2 separate regions of the Mus musculus genome follow, and region 1 is linked to region 2. Evidence: chromatin loops called from intact Hi-C (ENCODE). Cell type or tissue: gastrocnemius. All regions are shown on one strand.

Region 1 (2,500 bases), 77 kb after region 2:
GTAGTTGTAAGTTTTTGTAGCCAGTTTAGATGTGACTAGGGAGGCAAGGTGAGTCAGTCTAGGGTTCTCTGTGTGCCATAGCTTTAGAAGACTAAACTTGTGCAAACAAATGTTTCAAATACCTCCTCAAAGAAAGTAAGACTGAACTTTCTTCAAAGAGTATTTTGGTGCTATGCCTTTGCCCTTCCTAGGTGAGAAACTGCCTAAAAGTGACCGTACTCCAGAGGGGGCTTTACATTATTTATTCAGACTTGTGCAGATTCCGAGTCATATTTTGTTTTTATGTTTTTGATAGGTGAGTCCTCACTGAAATTATTCTTATTACCACCCGTTTTCCAAAAATACTTGTTTGCCATAACATTTCCCTAGCCAGATTTTATATGATGGTATGCTTGGAAAACAAAGGGACAAAAGCCTCTGTCCATAGGAATTCTGTGCCTCGTTAATGCTCCTATCAGTTGAAGGGTTACATGACACAGTGTGAGCCTGCAGACAGAGGTGACAACGGGCATTTTCTCTTGTAGTAGCAGAGCTGCTCTTCCTTCGGGCCTGCTGCATGTAGGTTTCTGAATTATCTGGACTTTAGTTGGCTTGAGAAAATTTAGATTCCTCCTTAACATATTTTGAAATCTAAAGATGAAATATTATTTGTTGTGATAGCTGTTAGTTGTTCTCCAGCTCAAACCTTAACATAATCCATTCTTAACAGCAGTGGTGGAGATAGAAGGGAGGAGTATATGAAGAAGTCTTGAAACTTTTTTGCTCCCAAACTGGAGAACCATGCCTTGTGATCAGGACTGTGCACCTCATTTTCCCCCCATTCTGATTTCCCTTCATGTGCACCCACGATAGGGATGTGACTGTGGGCAGAGTGGCGTAATGGGGTATGTACTGATCACTTGGAGTTGCAGGTGGCAGAACTGGTCACTGGTTGAACAGTTTGCAATAGTCCTGTCCTTGAGGAAACTGTTACTAGAACTCTTTTATTAAATGAAAACATTATGTTTAGCTTATTGAAAATAATTATAAGCAATAATTTACTAAATACTAATTCATCCAAAAGTGTTGGATTTCATATTTGTAACTTTATTTTGTTCATTACTGCAACAAAATAATTGCACTAATTGCTGTTATATCATGCAGTACTAAGGGTGCTTATTCATTGGTAGTGCATGGAGGGGGTTGTTATTACTTAGCTCATGTTGCATGTTAATGATGCATGTCTGAAATTTGTTGTGTCCTTCAAGGCATGATGGGTGGCTATCCGCCAGGCCTTCCACCTTTGCAGGGCCCAGTTGATGGCCTTGTTAGCATGGGCAGCATGCAGCCACTTCACCCTGGGGGGCCTCCACCTCACCATCTTCCGCCAGGTGTGCCTGGCCTCCCAGGCATCCCACCACCGGGTAAGAACTTCATCCTCATTCACTCATTAATCTCATTTTTTTTTAAAAATTCTTTTTCCTGTCTCAGCCAGTTCTTCCAGGAGGCACGTTCTACCCATGAGGCCAGGCTTTCCTCACACAGAATCCCAGAGCTGTCAGTAGTAGGGACTGTCCTATGTGTTAATCAGGTGACCTACCACCAGCAGCAGAGGATGTACTGCAGAGACCAGATCCTTAGATCAAGGAGCTGGAGGCATGGTCCATTATCAGATAGGACGTTTGAAAAGCCTTAAGGGCCACAGCCTCTTATCAGAGAATTGCCAGTTCAGAGTCATATGTAAAAGTACTTTTTACTCCCAGAGCATTTCTTTACCTAGTGAAATTCTTATCTCATAGGGTCTTCATTATAGAGTCCCTGTTCTAACGCTTCCTCCTCAGTAGCCCTTTTGAAGTAATCAGAACTGCATATGTGAAGCTCTCGAGCAATCCTTCACTTTGTAACACAGTGTAGGAAGGCAAGGAGCTTTATATTGAATTAGTCTTGAGTCCCCTAACAAGCATAACATGACCTTGTTAGCTATGGACATATTTGTATGTCAATAGAAGCCAAAAATTCTTCTATGTAAAAATATATAAATGGAACTCAGAATTTACTACATTATTTCACTTTATAATGAAAGTTAAAAGATGGGAAAATCACAAGTTTCCATAATTTTCATCATATGCAAAAGAACTTACTTTTGGCTATAATCTAGTTAGGGGGAAATGGACTTTTAAATGACTTGGAGCAGCAGTCAATCCATTACTGAAATGTCATCGAAGAGAGCCCAAACTCATGTGAAAACTCATGTGGGTGGAGCAGGGCAGGCTTACTTTCATTATGCTTGGACCCATTGCCCATAGAGTTCTACATGGGTTCAAATAATAGTGAACCCAATAGTGTGTAGGGAAAACAAATGTTAACTCCACCATACTTTTTTAAAAATTGTGACAGGATCAGGCAGGCTGGCTTGGAACTCAACATTCAACTGCCTCACCATCCCAAGTCAGGGATGACATGCATGCATTCCACTCCTGCAGTGCAGCCACACTCTGTGTTCCTTAGAGGACGGCCATAA
Region 2 (2,500 bases):
AATTTTAAATGCTTGAAGAGTTATTTATTAGTTGTAAGTAAGATTAAAGGGACAGTGTTGCTGGGTAGTGGTGGCGCATGCCTTTAATCCCAGCACTTGAGGCAGGTGGATTTCTGAGTTCAAGGCCAGCCTGTTCTACAGAGTGAGTTCCAGGACAGCCAGGGCTACACAGAGAAACCCTGTCTCAAATAAACCAAACCAAAACAAACCAAAACAAACAAAAAAAAAGGGACAGTGTCAGAGGTAGCCAAGTGATACTCTTCATGGCCTCAGCAGAAAGCACAAAGGACATAGTCTGTTATTTTACTTGATTAGAGGTGGCTTTTTAAAATATGGGTATAAGTGTTTGCCTCTGTGTGTGTGTATGTGTGTATGTATGTATGTATATACATATGCATACACACACACACACATGTATATATATATATATATATATACATGCACACCATATGAGTACCTTGTGCGAGAGGAAGTTAGAGATTGGATTCTCGTTTCTCAGGTGCTCTTAACTGCTGAGCCATCTGCCCAATCCCCAAAGGTTGACTTTTAAAAAAAGATTATTAATTGTATATGTCTCTGTTCAAGAGATAGGGTGAGAAGAAGACACATAAATTCTTCCTCCTTTTAGTTTCCTTTTGTCCTGGTGATGGAAAAGGACAAATTGAGTTTTCCATCCTAAGACAGAAGAGATTTGCTGGATAAGTGAGACCCTTTTAAGGTATCAGGGCCTCATGTGGCTTCAAATATAAGAGAAGATTAATAGGGATACAAGTATGATTTCATTATAGCTTCTTACACTGCAAAGATGTCTGTGACCCTAACACTCCTTTTAGTTCTTTTTAACAGTATATTTTAAGAAGAACTCTATTTCAGCACTTACTCCACAGTGATAACTTCTATTAAAAATGTTTAAGGCTTTTGTATGTGTATGCATGTTTTGCCTGTATGTGTACCTCAGCTTTTGGTACTGGGAAGGTGACTCAGTAAAGTATTTGACATACAGATTTGAGGACCTGAGGTAGGCTTTCAGCACCCTTAAAAAAAACTGTATATGGTTGTGCTCCTATAATCCCAGCACTGAGCTAACAAAGGTAAGAGGATTTTAGGGCTTGCTGTTTACCCAGTCTAGACAAATTGGCGAGTTTCAGGTTTAATGTGAGACCCTGTCTCATAAAGTGAGATGAAAGTGATAGAGGGAGACAACTCATGGTGACCTCTGGCAATTCATGAACTCAGACACTGTTGATTTAGATCTTAACTTTATTTTCATTCTGTCTACAAGAACAAAAATTACGTAGGCATCATAGTTGAAGAGATGGTGGAAAGACGGTAAGAGCAAGAAGAACACAAGTTTACTATGAGATTGTGTCTTATAGAAATGTCAGGGAAGCAAGGACATCATCAGTGAACATGCTAATGTGGAGGGGAAAATCCCATAGGTCTTCAACCATAGTCAGAGAACTAAGGCAACTGAGAAATTTGGAGAGTAGGAGAAATAGTCTTTCCCAGGGAAGAACCCCAAATTGGTTACCCAGTACCAAGTCCTCATATGCACACATAGCATGTGGGCTGAGCAGGTTGCATTTCTATATTTAAGAATACACACATACACTCACACACTGACATACTCACACACGTAATAATTTGGAAATAGGGGCCATAAATTTAAGAGAGCAAAGGAGGGTGGGGATTCATGGAAATGGTTAGAAGGAAGAAAGGGAAGGGGGCAAATGATGTAACAATATTTTAATTTTAAAATGTTATAAAAATTTTAAAAGTGAACAAAACCACTTTAGATTTTTGGTCAACTTCAGTCAGTTAAGAGACAAAATTTGTAGGATAGCCTAAGAGAAATGAATGTGAGGGGCATCATGAAGACTGTGAGGGCATTTTCCAGTGTGTCTGTTTCTTGGGATGAGCTCAGATTAGAAGAATTTCACAGATGTGTTCCACCTGTGTTCTAACACAAATTTTAAATACCTTTACAGTATTATGAGGGAGGAGTGTGTATGTGTTTGCAAATTTGAATCTCGTAGTTGTCAAATACAAGTTTTGTAGATGCCAGTGTTGTGTTGCAAATATGAAAAGCTTGGGTTCACCCTGACCTAAAGAACTGTGTCAGTTGGTGTGTTCCTAGAATTCCAGCCAAGTGGGAAGCTGATGCAGAAGAATTTTAACAGTTTGAGGCTAAAATCAACTAACCTGGATGCTCTCAGATCCTCCCAGAGGCTGAACCACTAACCAAAGAGCAAGCACAGGCTGAACTGAGTCCACACACACACACACACACACACACACACACACACACACACACACACGTATCAGATGTGCAGCTTGGTCTTCATGCAGGTCCTCCAACAACTGGAGCACGGCCTGTCCTGAACCCATTGTCTGCCTGTGGATCCCATTCCCCTAACTGCTGCTGCCTTGCCTGGCCTCAGTGGGAGATGATGCATCTGCAAGTTCAATCCTGCAGTGACTTGATGTGAAGAAGTTGGGG

Evidence for each region. A loop is a pair of places that touch in the nucleus more often than their neighbours do. Peaks named below come from ENCODE experiments on the same cell type or tissue, not always from the same donor. Only the 100,000 strongest peaks of a DNase experiment are listed, where the experiment ranks them.
Region 1: it touches region 2 in a loop (2.5-fold over the local background); 4 of 42 quality-filtered maps call a loop at or near these places.

What each region holds. Positions count from the first base shown.
Region 1 is chr14:31,112,602-31,115,101 of GRCm38, forward strand. It overlaps Pbrm1 (polybromo 1), which reads left to right. Exons shown (of 33, transcript NM_001081251.1): 30 at 1,248-1,403. It also overlaps a transcript of Smim4 not described here. Among named protein-coding and RNA genes, the nearest start is that of Smim4, 15 kb to the right of the region's middle. In gastrocnemius, no CTCF peak of the experiment used is centred here; a DNase peak (open chromatin) is centred at 1,301.
Region 2 is chr14:31,036,098-31,038,597 of GRCm38, forward strand. All of the region lies in intron 7 of Pbrm1 (polybromo 1), which reads left to right. Among named protein-coding and RNA genes, the nearest start is that of Pbrm1, 18 kb to the left of the region's middle. In gastrocnemius, no CTCF peak of the experiment used is centred here; no DNase peak of the experiment used is centred here.